2 separate regions of the Homo sapiens genome follow, and region 2 is linked to region 1. Evidence: read pairs that join two places in POLR2A ChIA-PET (ENCODE). Cell type or tissue: Panc1. All regions are shown on one strand. Links, peaks and the distances in the headings refer to the core of each region. The heading gives the core; the rest is flanking DNA. Region 1 has its middle 29 kb from the start of TMEM97. Region 2 holds the start of LOC124903960 (a long non-coding RNA gene).

Evidence for each region. ChIA-PET counts read pairs that join two places held together with the same protein. Peaks named below come from ENCODE experiments on the same cell type or tissue, not always from the same donor. Only the 100,000 strongest peaks of a DNase experiment are listed, where the experiment ranks them.
Region 2: POLR2A ChIA-PET joins it to region 1 with 10 read pairs; 2 of 35 experiments call an interaction of 5 or more read pairs at or near these places.

Annotation. Positions count from the first base shown.
Region 1 is chr17:28,285,168-28,294,952 of GRCh38, forward strand. It overlaps the pseudogene KRT18P55. Among named protein-coding and RNA genes, the nearest start is that of TMEM97, 29 kb to the right of the region's middle. In Panc1, for the core only: no CTCF peak of the experiment used is centred there; no DNase peak of the experiment used is centred there.
Region 2 is chr17:27,548,612-27,558,396 of GRCh38, forward strand. It overlaps KSR1 (kinase suppressor of ras 1), which reads left to right. Exons shown (of 21, transcript NM_001394583.1): 2 at 1,957-2,097. It overlaps LOC124903960 (a long non-coding RNA gene), which reads right to left and starts at 3,476. Exons shown (of 2, transcript XR_007065680.1): 1 at 3,276-3,476. In Panc1, for the core only: no CTCF peak of the experiment used is centred there; a DNase peak (open chromatin) is centred at 3,954; H3K27ac peaks cover 2,037 bases.

The sequences.
Region 1 (9,785 bases), core at 698-8,697:
GCCTCCAGAGTTCAAGCCATTCTCCTGCCTCAGTCTCCCAAGTAGCTGGGATTACAGGCATGCGCCACCATGCCCAGCTAATTTTTATATTTTTAGTAGAGATGGGGTTTCGCCATGTTGCCAGGCTGGTCTCAAACTCCTGACCTCATGATCCACCTGCCTCGGCCTCCCAAAGTGTTGGGATTACAGGCGTGAGCCACCGCACCCAGCCTATAGCTTTTAAACTGTTCCTGGAGACCTAGAACTCTGCTTCAATCAAAACAACTGAGTGGGCCGGGTGTGGTGGCTCACGCCTGTAATCCCAGCACTTTGGGAGGCTGAGGCGGGTGGATCACCTGAGGTCAGGAGTTCGAGACTAGCCTGGCCAACATGATGAAACCCTGTCTCTACTAAAAAATACAAAAATTAGCTAGGCGTGGTGGCTCATGCCTATAATCCCAGCTACTGGGGAGGCTGAGGCAGAAGAATCGCTTGAACCCAGGAGGCAGAGGTTGCAGTAAGCCAAGGTCACGCCATTGCACTCCAGCCTGGGTGACAAGAGCGAAGCTCCGTCTCAAAAACAAAAACAAAAACAAAAAAAACACTGTGTGGGCTTCCCTTCTCTTTCATATACTGAAGTTCAACATTAAAAAAAAATTTTGAGGTGGTTTCTTCTGTTAAAGAATGCATGAAATCCACTATGCCATAGACACAATCTGCTCCAATTAGCTATGCCTACTCTTTGTCAACTGCAATTACTGTGTATACATCAGTATCTCCTGTCTTTGGTAATACCTATTCCTCTCTCCTCAGGACTTCTTTCCGAAGTCATCCCTAGTCACTCTTCTTTTGAACCCTTATAGCATTTTATTTTTATTATTTAGAGACAAGGTCTTGCTCTGTTGCCCAGGCTGCAGTGCAGTGGCATAATCATAGCTCACGGTAACCTTCAAATCCTAGACACAAGCAATCTTTTTACCTCAGCCCCCCAAGTAGCTAGGACCATAGGTGTGCACTACCTTGCCTGGCTAATTTTTAGATGGGGTCTCACTATGTTGCCCAGGCTCAAACTCCCAGGCTCAACTGATCCTTCTGCTTTAACCTTTTGAGTAGCTAGGACTACAGGCACATGCCACTGGAACTGCAACTTCTTTTCTGATTATTATTTTTTCTTGACTTAACTCACATTTAAGGTCTTTTAATTTATCCTTTAAATGTGATGATCTCTGTACTAGGAAACAAGTAGTCCCTTTATATACAGCATGCAAGTTCCCCATTCTCATTCCCTCTCCTCTCCTGCAATCCCTTTCATCCTCATATTTATTTTAATTTTTGTAGAGACAGGCTCTCGCTATATTGCCTAGGCTACTCTTGAACTCCTGTCCTCAAGCAATCCTCCTGCTTTGGTCCCCCACAGTGCTGGGACTGCAGGTATGAGCCACCACGTCCGGCCCTTTCCTTTTCTATTTTATCCCTAAAACCTAACCTCTTACTGTTGACAGCCAATTCTGACTAATCTTGTTTATTATCTGGGCCTCTTTTCTATTGTTTATATTTATTCCATTAAAAAGGTCAAAGACTCTATAGAGCCCATACCTTATTAAATCTGGTTTGTAAATAACTAAAATTATGCTTGCCTTTGGCAACTGAATAAAGACTCCAAGGCCCATTTAATTAGCAAAAAAACAGAGATTACAGCTATATGCTCCTTCAGCTACGCCAGCTCTCTGTATAACTCAGCCTTTCTGACAATCCATACCTTGCTTTGTGATTTGGGGGAGCTGCATGTTTGCTATCCTACCACCTACCTATTCCTATTTTCAGTATCAGCTTTTCCTGAGAAGGGAAAAGGTATGAATATTGATTTCAAAGTCAGGCTTATGTTTGAATGGCAGAGACTCAGTAGCTGTATAAACTTTCCAAAACTTTCAATTTATAAAATGAGCATACTAATATCTATTTCATTAAATGAGACAATGCAAAACATCTAGACTCTAGATCAATATTTGGCACATAATAAATATTAAGCATTATTTCCTTTTTACAAAGGAAAATATGAATTGAAAAGGAAAAGTAAGGCCAGGCCCGGTGGCTCACGCCTGTAATCCCAGCACTTTGGGAGGCCAAGGCGGGCCAATCACTTGAGGTCAGGAGTTCAAGACCAGCCTGGCAACATGGTGAAACCCTATCTCTACCAAAAATATAATAAATTAGCTGAGTGTGCTGGTGTGTGCTTGTAATCCCAGCTACTTGGGAGACTGAGCCAGGAGAATCACTTGAATCTGGGAGGCAGAGGTTGCAGTGAGCCGAGATGATGCCACAGCACTCCAGCCTGGGCAACAAGAGTGAAACTCCATCTCATAAAAAAATAAAGAAAGAAAAGGAAAAGGAAGATACAAAGACAACTTAGCTTCTGCAAAGTCTATTCAGAAAAATGTATCTATGTCACTATAATATTAATAAAAATATTTTCTCAAAGAATGATGTTTCTTAAGAAATTAGTAAAATATTGATACTGATTGATTGAGACAGGTCTTGCATAATTTATTTATAGAGACAGGTCTAGCTCTGTTGCCCAGGCTGGAATGCAGGAAGTGCAGTGGCCCATCACAGCTCACTACAACCTCCAGTACCAGGGCTCAAACAATTCTCTCCCCTCAGCCTCCCAAGTAGCTAAGACTACAGGCATGTGCCATTGGGCTTGGCTAATTTTTCTATTTCTGTTGAGACAGGGTCTTGTTATGTTGTCCAGGCTGGTCTTGAATTCCAGGCCTCAAGTTACCCTCCTGCCTCAGCCTCCCAAAGTGCTGGGATTACAAGTGTGAGCCACCACACCAGGTCAGAAGTTAGTGCAATATTAATTAGCATTCTAATTTAACCATAAGGCCTAAATTGTAACATTACATGTTTCTATTCTATTGTATTGAATTCAAATCTAGTTTTCTGCCTGTAATCCTAGCACTTTGCAAGGCTGAGGTGGGAATATTGTGTGAGGCCAGGAGCCTGGGCAATATAGCAAGACCTCATTTCTAGTGGAAAAAAAAATCTAATTTTCATTTAGTCATAAAATGTAGACTAAATATTGTTGAGACTTACCTAATGCAGGCCTTACTCTACTGTAGTCACCATTTATTTCCTAACTGAAACAAGACTGGGAAGGAGGTATACATAAGCAAAACCGAAGAAATGCCCCAACCCTACTCTGCTTTCACTCTGCCCACTCTAGGTCTTTTCTAAAACAATTATATTTTTTGAATAGTAATACAAGTACATGATATCAAATTTTTTTTTTTTTTTTTTTTTTTTTTTTTTTTGAGACGGAGTCTCGCTCTGTCACCCAGGCTGGAGTGCAGTGGCGGGATCTCGGCTCACTGCAAGCTCCGCCTCCCGGGTTCACGCCATTCTCCTGCCTCAGCCTCCCAAGTAGCTGGGACTACAGGCGCCCGCCACTACGCCCGGCTAATTTTTTGTATTTTTAGTAGAGACGGGGTTTCACCGTTTTAGCCGGGATGGTCTCGATCTCCTGACCTCGTGATCCGCCCGCCTCGGCCTCCCAAAGTGCTGGGATTACAGGCGTGAGCCACCGCGCCCGGCCGATATCAAATTTTTTAAATACAGGAAAATGCAACTCAGTTTCCCTTCAGAGAGTCTATCGTTACACAAATTTTTATCTTCATCATCAAGCAAATACAAACATAAATTTACAGGCACACTCCTGTATACCCACAGAATGCACCATTTTAATATTTCACAATAAAATGCCTCAGTTTTACTACCCAAGCTGTAGAGAATGTTCATCTCTCTTAACACATTTTTTCAGCTAATGATTTTATAAAGTAAAATTTTTACATTTATTTATTTCAATCCCAAAACATAATACAATGTTCTTTAAAAGATGTGTGAGATGTCTGGAGATATATTCCAAATAAAACTAACAAAACTTTGAAAAATCTGCTTCAATATCAACAAAAGGAATGTACGTGTTATTACACAGGAAGCAACTGTGTGTTATATTAATTATTTAGTAACCAGGAAGAAATGCTTAAGAATTTTATATCCTAAAAATTTTGTTAATTGCATGAATATGGCCAGGCCAGTGGCTCACGCCTGTAATCACAGCACTTTGGGAGGCTGAGGCGGGCGGATCATGAGGTCAGCAGTTCAAGACCAGCCTGACCAACATGGTGAAACCCCGTCTCAACTAAAAATATAAACATTAGCCAGGCGTGGTGGTGGGTGCCTGTAGTCCCAGCTACTCAGGAGGCTGAGGCAGGAGAATTGCTTGAACCCGGGAGGCAGAGGTTGCTGTGAACCAAGATCGCGCCATTGTACTCCAGCCTGGGCGACAGAGCAAGACTCCATCTAAAAAAAAAAAAAAAAATTGCACGACTAGCCCAGGCATGGTGGATCACACCTGTAATCCCAGCACTGTGGGAATCCAAGGTGGGAGGATTGCGTGAGCCCACGAATTTGAGACCAGCCTGGGCAACATAGTGAAACCTTGTCTCTATAAAAAGTTTCTTAAAAATTAGCCAGGCATAGTGGTGTGCACCTGTAGTCCCCACTACTCAGGAGCCTAAGGCAGAAGGATCACTAGAGCCCAGGAGATCAAGGCTGCAGTGAGCTATGATTATGCTACTGCACTCCAGTCTGGGCAACAAAGCAACATGGTCTCAAAAAAAAAAAAAATTGCTGGATTCAAGAATACCTCCATTTTAATTTTTAAGTAATCTAAATTGTTCTCTGTAGTGGCTTTCACCAATTTCTATTCTCATGGCTATGGTGTAAGTACCTATTTTCCCATAATCTTACCAAGCTAACATTTCATAGTTTAATATGCACGTCTCTTACTATGAGAATGGTTGAGAATATTTTCATATATTTGAAGGCCATCTGTGGCCAGGCATGGTGGCTCACGCCTGTAATCCCAGTACTTTGGGAGGCCAAGGTGGGTGGATCACCTGAGGTCAGGAGTTCAAGACCAGCTTGGCCAACATGGTGAAACCCCGTCTCTACTAAAAATACAAAAAAATTAGCCAGGTGTGGTGGCTCTCTCCTGTAATCCCAGCTACTCACAAGGCTGAGGCAGGAGAATCACTTGAACCTGAGAACTGGAGGTTGCAGTGAGCCGAGATTGCACCATTGCACTCCAGCCTGGGCGACAGCGCAAGACTCCATCTCAAAAAAATAAATAATAAAAAGTAAAGGCCATCTATATTGCCTTTCTGTACACAGTGTTCATACCATTTCCCCTTTTCTATTATATTTAGGTCTTTCTTAAACTGATAAATCCCTGAAGCAAAGTTGTTCTTTGCCTATAATGAGATATTACAGATATTTTTCCCAGTCTATTTGTTTGTTGACTTTGTTATGATGAAATATAACCAAATTTATCCTTTCCTTTTTTGAGGCAGGCTTGCTGTGTTGCTCAGGCTGGAGTACAGTGGCGGGATCATAGCTCACTGCAACTTCAAACTCCTGGAGTCAAGCGATCCTCTCACCTCAGCCTTCCAAATAGCTAGGAATACAGGTGCATGCCACCATACCCGGCTAATCTGTTTTTTTTTTAATTTTTTGTAGAGACGAGGTCTTATTGTTGCCCAAGCTGGCCTTGAACTCATGGCCTCAAGTGATCCACCACCTTGGCTTCCCAAAGTCCTGGGATTACAAGTGTGAGCCACTGTGACTGGCCTTATACTTTTCTTAACCCATTTATGCCTGAGGTTGCAATTTTTTAAATTTTTGCAATCAGACCTTGGCAATGACCTTGAACAGTAGGACACGAATAACTCCCAGATGCTTAGCATTCCAATAATGGAATACTAGGCATATTTGTCCATGTCTTATGGCTTCTAAGTTTTGGGTTAAGCTTAGAAAAGTTTTTCTTATTCAAATATTATTTTTAAGATAATTCCACCATTGTTCATCCTAATAATTTTATGATTTCATTTTTTACATTTAAAGCTTTTATTCATCTGGAATCTATCTGGGGTAAGGAATGACAATGGGGATCCAGTTATTTAAATTCTGGGTTGTTATTCAGTTGTCCCAACACCACTACTGAGTAACTGAAGCTCTTTTTAGATGATTTTTTAGAAGTTAGACTCAGAAGTAGAGATGACTAGTGAGCTCAGAATTAGTGAAACCAACACCAAAATTAGGAATTTAGGGGTCCTAAAACACATATAACATTAAAAGCACAGATCCTGAAGTCCAACATCTATCACATACAAAGCATATTAACTAGTACTGTTGTTAGACTTGGAAGACCTAAGGATGGATTATCTCTAATTCAGTTAAAATAACTATGTACTATACAATAGGTATTAATAATAAGCATTTATATGGCACTTTTACAGTTTGTATAATGTGAGTTCACTTACTTTGTCTTCATAACTACTCTTTAAGAAGATGGGTAGAGATTTTAATTTCCATTTATTGCTGAGGAAAATAATTCAGTGGTGGTACCTTGTCCCTTTACTTATAGGAATTGGTAGTGCCAAACTCAAACCCAGATCTCATATTTCCAAATATTAGCACTCTGCTTTTATATCCTGCACCAAGTACTTTTATGCAAAAATTAATGAGACTTCCTACTCACAAGGAGGTTGAAACGATTTTTCAATTAAATATTCAGACCAATCACATACTTAATTCTAAGCATGAAAGGAGTACACAGAAGTAGAAAACATCCTTGGCTTTAAGGAAACTTCAAAGGTCTACAGCAGTTTAAACAAATAAGGCTTGGGAGACTGGAAAATAAACCTGAAGGTCAGGAACCATCTTATCTACTCTCTCCTTGTCATACAGTATTTACAGCTGGTATAACTAGAATGTAGTGTTAGGTCAGTAAATATTTGTTGGTTGTCTAAATGTACTGATCGAAACTTCTAGACAGGGTGAGATATGAAATAATATCAGATCCCACTTATTTTTCCCAGGGGCTAAACTTTTGTCTGTGACCAAAGACTCAGCCAAATCATCAAACAGTTCTTAGACAATGTAAGTCTACACCTACTGGGCTACACCTACTGACTAAATGTATTTCACAGAAAAATAAAAATGTTGAACTACATTTCATTTCAAAACTGCCAAAAGGTTATAAAACAATTTCCAGAACTGAATCTAGTCCAACTGCTACAAAATACAACTATCATTCACTCTTGCTTTACTCTGAATTAAACACATCTTCTGCTTCTACAATAAATAATTGTTCATAATATTTCTCATCAGTTGTGCTTTCTTTGTGTTGTTTCCTTCAGATATCTTGTCAACATATATTTTCTGCAGGTCTTTTATTTTTTAATACTAACAATCACTTATCTGCCACATATGATAATTTTTTTAAAACTTCTGAAATATTTTAGCAAATACTAAGGGAGAACAAAACATGAATATGAAAATAGAAGTACAAAAATAAACTCAGTTTACAAAGTTCAATTTGTATCCTGCCACAGATAACTTCACTTCAGAGTCTGCACGCCCTATTCTCCCATCTATCCAGTGACAAGATATTGGCATTGGAGCCTCAAGGACTGCAACTTTTGTTGGCAAAAGCCTTGCATGGGTCAAGATAATTTTTAAGCCTTTGATAAAGAAAGCCCAAAGAGACCAGGCTTAAAATTTTAGTGGATGGTTGCGTGTTAGATATGTTAGAGTCCTAAACTCAAATAAAAAGGCAAGTTGACAATAAACTAGTCAATGCAAAGAGCTTACAAAAGCATAAGCCCAGAAATTACATGCAATGCCTAGTCTATAAAATACCAAGAAGGCGGCTGGGTGCGGTGGCTCAAGCCTGCAATCCCAGCACTTTGGGAGGCCAAGATGGGCGGATCACGAGGTCAGGAGTTCGGGACCAGCCTGGCCAACATAGTGAAACTCCATCTCTACTAAAAATACAAAAATTAGCCGGATGTGTTAGCACGCCACCTATAGTCCTGGCTACTTGGGAGGCAGAGGTGGGAGAATCGCTTGAACCTGGGAGGCGGAGGCTGCAGTGAGCCGAGATCGCGTCATTGCACTCCAGTCTGGGTGACAGAGTGAGACTCCATCTCAAACAAAACAAACAAAAACAAAAACAAAAAAAACAAGAAGGCATGACTGTTTACACCAGAGTGACAGGGCTTTCTTGAGTGGTTATTTATAGCAAAGGTTTAGTACAGTTAAAGAAATCTGTCATAACTTGTTTCAATATGCCATAAATGTGGATATATTCTAGGTAAAATTATGTGGGTGCTACAGAAGGAGATACGTGAGAGAAACCAGCACAATGCCTGCACACTGTTGAATCTGACACTAGGAAATAAACAGCCAGTTATGAAACAAACTCAATTCTTAATGTTGGAAACAGAATAAGGCTCCATTCTTTTTGGAGAATAAAGACACTAACCATTTAAAACAGATGGACTTCACACCAACATGTGAATATACTTAACATACAGAACTGTACACTTAAAAATGGTTAAGATGGTAAATTTTATGCTATATGTTTTGGAAAGGGGGAATTCTTTTTTTTTTTTAAGCAGAGACAGGGTCTCGCTCTGTCACCCAGGCTGGAGTGCAATGGCCCAATCATAGCTCACTGCATCCCTCAACTCCTGGGCTCAAGTGATCCTCCCACCTCAACCTCCCTAGTAGCTGGGACTTCATGTGTGTGCCACCAAGCCCAGCCAATTTAATTTTTTTTGTAGAGATGGGGTCTTGCTATATTGCCCAGGCTGGTCTCAACTCCTGGCCTCAAGTAATCCTTCTGTCTCAGCTTCCCAAAGTGCTGGGATTACAGGTGCTAGCCACTGCACCTGGCTATGTTACGTATTTTTTAACAATTAAAAAGAAAAAAAAACTTCAAATGAGCTTTAAATTTCCCTTGTATTTTTAAATGAATAGATTTATGTGTTATTGAGTACTTACTATATATACCTGTTACCATGGAGATGGAGGTAAAATATAGAGAAAACCTATTCCTCTTTTCAAGAAGGTCAAAGCTTAAAGAGAACCAAAATTCTAAACTGTTCTTCTTTTTTATTTCCTTTTTTTTGAGACAGGGTCTCACTCTGTCACGCAGGCTGGAGCCCAGTGGTGCAATAATGGCTCACGGCAGCTTCGACCTTCCGGGCTCAAGCAATCCTCCCACCTCAAGCCTCCTGAGTAACTCGGACCACGGGCATGCACCACCATGCCCAACTAATTTTGGGGGGGGGCATAAGAGAAGACAGAGATGGGGTCTCACTATGTTGCCTAGGCTGGTCTCACTGAGCTCAGGTGATCCTCCTGCCTCAGCCTCCCAAAGTGCTGAGATTACAGGCATGAGCCACAGCACCCTGCCTAAAATCTCCTTAAAAACAAAAATTGATAATAATTTTGGATCACTCAAAGTAGATGAGTAGCCATTTACCTATGCTCTCTTAAATACATTATCTATCTCTTCCCCCTCCTTTCCTCTCTGCAGATTCTGATTGTACTTTAAAGTCTCTGATGCTTAAAATGAACATTCTGGGATTCAAACAGATTTGCTAGCTACTATGAAACGGCCCCACCTTGTGTGCCTGAACAAAGAGAGTAACAATCAACAATGCTCCTGGGTGTCCTGGAATAGAAGTGGTATTTCAAATTGGAGGGAAAAGCAAATCTAGTCTTCTGGTCTTCTTCTAAAGCAATCACTTCCATTCAGTTCAACCCAACACTTACAACTATGCAAACCAATGGGACAAATTCTATCAAAAAGCCAACTCTATTTCAGTCTTCATTATCTTCTCTCTCCTGGGCTCTTACAAAATCTGCGGTCTAGCCAGGTGCAGTGGCTCACG
Region 2 (9,785 bases), core at 930-8,929, 740 kb before region 1:
CTGAGGTCAGAAGTTGGAGACCAGCCTGTCCAACATGGCGAAAACCCGTCTCTACTAAAAATACAAAAATTAGCCCTTTATGGTGGCATGCGCCTATACTTCCAACTACTTGGGAAGCTGAGGCACAAGAATCACTTAAACCCAGGAGGCGGAGGTTGCAGTGAGCCAAGATCGTGCCACTGCACCCCAGCCTGCCAGCCTTGGTGACCATCTCAAAAAAAAAAAAAGAAAAATATAGTGAGATACAGGCTGAGTATCCCTTGTTTGAAATGCTTGAGGTCCAAAGTGTTTTGGATTTTGGATTTTTTAGAATTCTGGAATATTTGTATTATACTTAATGGCTAAGCATCCCAAACCCAAAAGTTCAAAATCCAAAATGCTCCAGTGAGCATTTCTTTGGAGCATCATGTCAGTGCTCAAAATGTTTTAGATTTTGGAGAGGTTCAGCTTCTGGGTCTTTGGAAGCGTTTCGGATTTTGGGTTTTTGGATTCGAAATGCACAACCTATATTTACAGATGAAAGGAAAAGGAATGAATTAACACCACAACCATGAGGGACAGCAGGGTTGAGAAGTGTCTCCAGAAGACAGGTTCCTGTAAGAGACTGTGAAGGTGGTACTTATTTTGGGGGGACACTTGGAAGTCACCATTAGGAGGCCACCAGAGTCTTAGCAACATTTCAGGAGCTCTCCCTGGGTCCCTGGGTCACTTGGCCGTAGCCAAGCCAGGCAACTCCCTGGTCTTCTGGCAGTGAGCTCGTTTCCATCTGTCGAGCCTAACTGGCCTCTGTTGGGAATGCGAGTCCCTTATTTTTCATCAGAACTGGGCCATGCCCTCCTTGTGCTTCTCTGTATCCCGTGTTCCCCAGTCCAATGCTGGGCACCCAGCCAGAGCCCAGTGTTTGTCGGGTTTACCCAAGTCAGGCTGTCCTTGTGTAAGCTTTTCTTATTTGAAGTTTTAGCCATTTGCGAGTCTTTTGAAAGCTTTGGACAATAACTCTAGAAAATACACAGACTTGCATATCTGAAATTTGCATACATTTCAGGGTGTGGATCCCTGAAAGCCTACTGGGAATCCGAGTCCAGGACCCTGGCCAATACTGCTGCTGCTCAGTGGTCATGGCTACACTTGTGGTGCTCACCATGTGCCAAATGCGTCATTTCTTCCGTCTCTCTGAGAGTCAGCTTCTATTATCCCCATTTTTCTGGAGGACAAGATGGAGACCTTTGACAAGATGGAGACTTTTATAGGGGGTTAAGTAACTTGTCCAAGGTCACAGAGCTAGGGTGTGACTGAGCCCTTGGATCCCAACCCAGGCAGTTGGATTCTTCGCTGGAAGCATCCTAGGTGGGAGGTTACCCATTCTCCCCAAACCAGCAGGTCTTCCATATTAGCAATTACCAACTCCCTGACCCCACCCTGGCAGGAAAGCCTTCTTTTTTACCCGAGACAGGGTCTTGTTCTGTCACCCGGGCTGGAGTACGGTGGTGTGATGATGGCTCACTGCAGCCTTGACCTCCTGGGCTCAAGCGATCCTCCCACCTTAGCCTCCCAAGTAGCTAGGACTACAGGCATGCGCCACCATGCTTGGCTAATTATTGTATTTCTGGTAGAGACAGGGTTTTGCCATGTTGGCCAGGCTGGTAGGAAGGCTGCCTTTTATTTAACCCAGCTCTCTGTTCTGACCAGTGTTGCCCATGACGCTCATGTCCTGAGGTGGGCAGTGTCAGCCGCCCTGGGTAGGGCAGGGGGCTCATGGGTGGCCACCAGCCTCTGCCTGTTCTCCCAGACCCTTCTCCACCCTTTCCCCTCCCCTGCAAACAGCAGAGAGGAGAGCCAGCCCCTTCCCTCATCACATTGCTTGTGTCTGCCTGAGCTCCTCTGTAGTGTGCTTGGGCCTGCCATATGGTTGGGCTGCAGATGAACACAGGCTTTTCTTTTTTGGACTTTCTGCAGGCGAAGCTGGTCCGTTACATTTGTAAGCAGAGGCAGTGCAAGCTGAGCGTGGCTCCCGGTGAGAGGACCCCAGAGCTCAACAGCTACCCCCGCTTCAGCGACTGGCTGTACACTTTCAACGTGAGGCCGGAGGTGGTGCAGGTATGCAAGCTGGTTCTCAGCATAGGGATAGGCATGAGGGGCCAAGCAGAGGGAACACACACAAACCCGAGGGCTAGCTTCCCCGTGGCTAAGACTAAGGGTTGATGCTCTCTAGTCTTGAGAAGGAGGATGGGGAGGGACAGCAGCGCCAGGAGGGATCCAGGGTACATGTGGCTCCAACAAGTGCCCTGGATGCTATTGCCTGATGAACTAGGGCAGCCCCACGCTGGGCATTGATTTGTTCATCATACTTACAACAGCCAACGTATCTGGAAGCATTGGCTGTGTGGCAGACACTGTGTTAAATGTTTCTGTGTTTTGTAAGATAGATAATCTCACTTCTCATGAACTCCTATAAGGAAATTACTATCATTGTTGCCATTTTATACTCGAGGAAATTAAAGCACAGAATGGTTAAGTAAGTTGTTTAAAATCACACAGCTAGTAAATGATAGCTTGGAATTTGGAAATAAGAGTCAGAATTTAGTTTAATCTTCTGACTGCTACAATATGCTGTCTTCCTTCCATTGTTCTCTCTTCCTGTCTGTGCAGCCTACCCACCTGCCAGCCAGCCAACTAACCAACCAGCATACTCGGAGTGTGTACTGTGCCAGGTGCCAGGGGTGCAGGTCAGCTCTCATGGAGTGCGGATTAGTCCTACTTGGCAGGCATGGTTCACCCAGTCAGATCTCATAAATCCCCTACTTCTATCCTAAAATTGAAAATATTGGCTTTTGCTGCTGTGTAAAAAGTAGCATGAATTCATTATATATAGATACTTTGGAAACAGAGAAGGAAAGAAATCACATACATACTCCTAACACTCAGAAAATCTATGATCATTAAGGTCTTTTTTTTTTTCCTTCCTCTCCCCAATATGGAAATCTTTTAAAAATTTCTATCTGGACTGTCCTGTAAGGTAGTCACAAGCCTCATGATTATCAAGCATTTAGAACATGGCTAGTCCAAATTAAAATGTGCTATAACTTCTTCCCTTGCTCTTACCTGTGTGGGCAAGGCCCTGTGGCTCTCCCCCAAGGCACACTGCAGACCCGCCTGCCTCTCTCCCTCCCTGCCTCCAGCACCACGGTCCAGGCCGCTGTCACCTCCTGCAGAATCTCTGCAGTGGCACCTCGCCCCTTGCATTCCATTTTCCACCCAGCAGCCAGGGTGCTCACCTAGAAAGGTGACTTGGATCCCATCCTTTTTCAGTGCTTCCTGTTTCCTTCAGGATAAACGCCAGATGCCTTCCTTGATCTGGCCTCTCTCGCCTCTGTTTGCTCACCTTCTCCTTTGCTCGGTAGACTCTAACCTTTGCACTTGCTCCCCACTTCCCTGGAGTGCTCTGCCCATGACTCATCCCTTGAATATTTTTCTGGTGTTGAGTGTTGTCACCGCCTCCAGGCAGTCGTCCCTGGTGATGTGATCTAAAGATCATCCCCTGCCCATCATTCTCGCCTGCGCACCTGAGTTTATTTTCTCAATGACACTGACCACTTTCTGGAGTGACCTAACCGATTTGTTGTCTGTGGTCTGTCTGCTCCCCCTGGGATGCGAGCACCATGAGACACGGCCTTGCTGTTTGGGTTTGTTTGCCACAAAATCCCCATTGAGTGTCGGGCCCAATATGGCAGTTGCTTGGTTGCGACAGATATAAAAATAAATACCTATTTATTTACTGAATAAGTAGATTTCATCATGACATGGTGGATGTCTCCAATAGCCCAGGGTTTGGCCCCAAGTGGGTGGTGACACAGGTTACTCTTAGCTCTGGCTTTCAGTTAAGTCCTGCAAGAGAGGCCAGTGTAGGGATCATAGCCCCAAAGAACCCCCTTCCCAGCTATGCCTGCTGCCATGAGTCACCTCCATGAGTCACCTGCCATGAGCCCTGGGAGAGTTGGTGCCCCCAGGGGAGATGGCCCTCTCCAGGAAGGCTAGGGCAAGTGACCCAAAGATTTCTTAGATGCAGTAGCACTCCCCTCTTCCCATGCCAACGTCCTTTTCATTCATGAAGGGTTTGTGCTGCCAGGAGCCTGAGCAGCCCTTTCCTGGGAGGCCTCTGCTATCTGGTTATTGAGCTGCACTGGTGGCCACAGTGGGGTCCTGGGGCCCCTGAGAGCCTCTGGGTTCTTTTGCCTCAAAGTTGACACATAGCACATCTGGCGTGTCATGATGGGTACACTGATGTGTTGTTTAATTATCCCAACACCCTACTTAATAGAGACCATTTTCCCCACCTCACAGTTGAGGAAGCTAGCACTCAGTGGGTATAGAAACTCACCAGGGTCCTAGAGCCACAGAGGAGTAGAGCCGGGTGCCCCTCCACACCTGACTGTGAGTCCTCCGTCTCAACCACTTCTCTCTCCTTCTTCTTGGAATGCCTGGATTCAGGCACCTGGCCAAGCCCTTTCACCTTCCAAAGCTTCAGTCTCCTCCTCTTGTGAAATGGGAATAACCCATGTGCTGCTTGCTGGCACAGGCAGTTGTGAAAGTCAAGTGCGGGGGTGGAGGAGGAAAAATTAACAATTTCCCACCTCTCTCTTACCCTCAGCTGCTGTTAATCCCAGGTGAGAGCCAGACCCAGCAGAGGCAGCTAGAGAGGCCTGCACATACGGCAGCTCTCAACAGCCTCCTGGGGAGTGAAGGAAGGCTGGGAATGGCTGACTAGAGGCAGTTTTCTGAATCAAGAGAGATAGCGGGAGTCAGCCCAGAGCTTAGGACAGAGAGGGCGGCACACCAGCCTGACAGAGCTGGGCCAAGTGTCCTCCTTCCGTCCCCCCAGTTGGTACCAAGGGTGTCCTCACCAGCAGGGCCAGGAGGAAGTGAGGCTGGAGTGGATGGGGAGCAGGAGGGCAGACTGGGCTGCAGGAGCCTGCTGGAGGTACCTGGGCCTGGCAGCTTTCTTCCTGGGCTTTAAGAACCACAAGGAACCATTAGCTGCTGTCATTCCATCTTCCCCAGACTCTCCAGAAACCCCTTCTCAAGATTTCTCTTTTTCTTCCTCCCAAATCTCATGTCAGTTCCTGGGCTATAGCCAGAGTATTCTAAAGCCCAGAAAGAAAAGGCTATTTCCTTTAGTAAACCCAGCTTCAGCTCCTACAGACTGGGGAGAGGGCTACCTTGGTTCAGTTCTACCTCTGAGAGTTTCTCCTTGTACATGTGTGGAAGCCTAGTGATGGGGGAACCCTGAGTTAGAGCAGCTCTCCAGGGCTTCAGCTGCAAGGGCTGGCCCCAGGGGTGTGGGTCTATTTTATTCTGTTTCTTAACCCAGACAGTTCTTCGGACTCTGACTCGATACCCACTGCTGCCCCTGACCCCTACCCTGGCCCTGATGGATTCTGTGTGCTTTCAGTGGGAATTGGCTCTGTAAGTTCTGCCCATCAAAAATAGGTGCAGTATTCAGAAGCCAGAGTTCCAAACCCATGTCTGTCATGCATTAAAAACCCACGTCTGTCAGAGAATCTTTTGACTTCTTAACCCATTTATGCCAGAGGTTGCAGTTTTTTGAATTTTTGCGGTCAGACCTTGGCAATGACCTTGAGCAGTAGGATATAAATAACTCCCATGTGCTTAGCATTCCAACAATGGAACGCTAGGCATACGTGGGTTGTCATCTAAAACAGGGGACCCATCCCCCAGGCCACTGACAGGTACCGGTCCACTTGGCCTCTTAGGAACTGGGCCACACAGCAGGAGGAACGTGTTTACAGTTGCTCCCCATTGCTCGCATTACCGCCTGAGTTCCGCCAGCTGTCAGATCAGCAGCAGCATTAGATTCTCACAGGAGCACAAACCCTGTTGTGAACTGCACACGCGAGGGATCTAGGTTATGTGCTCCTTGTGAGAATCTAATGCCTGATGATCTGTCACTGTCTCCCATCACCCCCAGATTGGACTGTCTAGTTGCAGGAAAACAAGCTCAGGGCTCTCACTGATTCTACATTATGGTGAGTTGTATAATTATTTCATTATATATTACAATGTAATAGAATAAAGTGCATGATAAATGTAATGCACTTTAATCCTCTGGAAACCATCCCCCGCTCCCTGTCCCTGGAAAAATTATCTTCCATGAAACCAGTTCCTGGTGCCAAAAAGGTTGGGGACCACTGTTCTAAACCATTGTTTATTTTCTTAAATAAACTTTTTATTTCGGAATAATTTTAGATTTACAGAAAAGTTGCAGGGATGTACAGAGAGTTCTCGTATGTACCCCTCACCCAGTTTCCCCATCATTAACGTTGTCGTGACCACAGTGCCTTTGTCAAAACTGAGGAAATGACACTGGTATATTACAATGAACGCAACTCCAGACTATGTAGGTTTGACCAGTTTTTCCTTTACTGTCCTCTCTCTTTTCTGGGATCAATCCAGGGCACCGCATGGTTTACATTATTTTGATTTATCATGTCTCCCCAGTTTCCTCTGCTCTGTGACAGTTTCTCAGTCTTCCCTTAATTTCATGACGTTGACACTACTTTGTTTTTTGGAAGTGAGCCCTCCCTTAGGATTGGGGGGTATGAGGGGTAGGTGGGTTAAGCTCCATCTCCTCTGGGGGTGTATCTACACAGATTATTTGGAACTTTTCTGTAGGAAAGAGTTGTCTTTTCTCCTCCGTTTATTTATTCATTCAGTCATTTATATCAGTATAGGCTCATGTCTTTTTCTTTTACACATTGGGTTCTAATCCAATACTACATGATTTATTTTGTTTCTCAAGTTCTTCCAGCTTTGGCCATTGGGAGTTCTTGCAGGTTTGTTCCTGCACTCTGTGACATTGCCCATCCTTCAGTTTTGTTTGGCGTGTGTGTGTGTGTGTGTGTGTGTGTAGCACTTCCGTGTGTAGCACTTCCTTTGCTTTCTGACACTACAGTATGCTTCAGCCCCCTCTGTTTTTTACTAACCCCACTTCTAGAATCAGTTATTTCCCCAGGGAGCCTGGTGAGTTATTCGCTCTGCTTTGTTTTGATTTTATTATTTTTATTTTTTAAAACTGTGGTGAAATACGTATAACGTAATTTACCATTTTAATCATTTCTAAGTTTACAGTTCAATGACATTAAATACTTTCACACTGTTTTGTGACTGTCACCACTGGAACGTTTTCATCTTCTCAAATGAACCATTGGTTTTATTAGAAGAGATGTGTTTATTGTAGGGGGTAAAATGAAACAAAGGAGATAAAGTGAAAGAAAATTGCTGCATCCCATTTCCCTGAAGCCTGCTCATCTTTCTGAACATTTTCTGGCCCTCACATTCCTCTGCGTGTTGTCTCTTTTGTACACATGAGATCAGGCCAGACGTTTGGTTCAGGAACCTGCTCTTTCCCCTTAAAGACCTGTATTTCCATGGTTACAAACACTGCTACCAAGAACATCTTTGTGCACCTGTGTATTTCTACAGGGAAAAAAACCTAGAAGTGAACTTGCTAGGCTGGATTTTAGTGAATGTTTCCAAAGTGTCTTTTAAAATACAATAAAAGCAGTCTTTTTCTTCAACGGTTATTTATTTATTTATATATTTTGAGACAGGGTCTCGCTCTGTTGCCCAGGCTGGAGTGCAGTGATGCGATCCTGGCTCATTGCAGCTTCAATGTCCTGGGCTCAAGCGATCCTCCCGCCTCACTTCCCAAGTAGCTGGGACTGCAGATGTGCGCACCACTGCACCTGGCTATATATATATTTTAATTTTTTTGTAGACACAGGATCTCTCTATGTTGCCCAGGCTGATCTTGAACTCCTGGGCTCAAGTGATCCTCCTGCCTCAGCCTCCCAAAGTCCTGGAATTACAGACATGAGCCACCGTGCCTGGCCTGCTCAACTTTTTAATGAGACTCTCATTCCAGGTGTACCTGGACCAGACAGTAAACTGCACATATACCTTTTCTAAACTTGTACTTGGCTGGGCAGTAGTTAAGACCCCCAGCTCATCCCTGTTCCTGTCCCTGTATGTTTCCTAAGAAATTGCGTAGGGCCATGCCCACAGAAGAAGACTCAGAGTCAGAGGAGGGAACAGGGTCCCTGGGTGTGTTGAATGGTCAGTGTGGTGCAGGGCCCAGATTCCAGCCTGCCCTAGTCCTGCCTCAGGAATCCCTCTAGGGTGCCCAGGCCTTCATGGGTTGGTGTGGCCTCTGCTATGTCCAGACTGGCCTGGTGCCTTGGAGGCTAGAAGCAAAGTTGTATTTTCTCCCTGGCTGTCCTGACTTAGTGCCTTAGCCCTCCTGTTGTTTAGGAAACTAGAGAGCCCCTAAAGGGCCAACAGGACAGCTTGGCTCACATGGAGGGGGAGGAGTGCCAAGGTCCTGCCAGTGGCCCCATGGGACAGCCTGATCCAGGTCTGTGGGGAAAGGGACTTCCCTTTGTCAAGCTTCGGGAGGGACCTAAAACCCAACAAGATCTCCAGAAACCTGGCCCAGGGGGTGGGGATAGGTCCTTGGGGATTTCTGTGGGGCAGCTGGTCTGGTTTGGAGGATATTAGAGCTAGACCCCTCTCTGCCTGACCCTGAAGTTTGGCCTGGAGAGAAGTCTCCTCCAAGGTAGCTCAGACTGCAGAGATTGGCACCCTGAAGGAATGGTTCCCTGTACGTGTGAGAGAGGTTGGACCAAAAGACACCACCAGCATCAGGAGGAGTCCTGGGGGGATAGCGGAGGCCAGAAAGTCATGGCATCTGTCCCCTCTTTCCAGGCAAGAATTAGACATAGCACGCTCACTTGGCTGCTGGTGCCCACTGTGGTGGGCACTGCAGGGAGGTAACCCTGCCTCCCAGAACCACTGTCCAGTGGAAGCAGGATGGACCTGCATGGCTGTGGCCATGGTTGACCCAGGCAGGACCTGAGATCCTATGGGTATCTAGAATGGGCCTATCTGCCTTTTACACAATGTGAGATCATGGGCAAGTGACTTCATCTCTCTGGGCCTCAGTTTATCCATATGAGAAATGACAGATTAAGTGACCTTTTAAGTCCTTTCCTCAGATGGCTGCTGCTTCTGGACAGTAAAGAAGCCTAGAGTAGAAGGAGTTCTGTCAGGTGAGGTGGTTCGGAGAGACCATGTGGAGTGGTACCTTCCCCTGAACCCTCCAGATGGTGGCTTTGCCTTGCCTCTCAGATGTGTCTGCCCTCCTGTAAGTTGTATACCATGCTCTCTTCGAGGTATTTCATCATGTGCTTTTCCCACTGGCTCCTATGTAATGTTTGTGTGCAGCAGTTGGAGCTCTGCCGCACGGATCATGGGGTGATGTTTTTACTCCTGTATTCTGTGCCCCCGAGTCAGGCTTTTCTTCCATGGATTTTGGGCAAAGCTTCCTTGTGTGTCTTCACCCATTTTTTTTCCTTTAGCCCACACAAGATGTGATCAGCTATCCATTGTTACTGAGAGATGGGAGTTTTAAATTTTTCAACACCAAGCAAGTACAGAAGTGTTAGAAAGCAAGCAAAGGCCCTCCTCTTCCACTTCGCGGGGATAACACCTTGTTAACAGGTCAGTGGGTGCACCTGCCAGACCTCTTCACGCATTTTACAGTCACTTAAAATGACGTGCAAATTTACTCCCTTCTCTCTCTTTTTTTTTTTTTTTGTTTGCTGAAATGGGATCATATGATAGATATCATTTTGCAGGTTTGCAGTCTTAACGTCATCTGTGTTATCCATAAAAATTCATGTTATCCTTCTTTAACAGTAGAGTAGTAA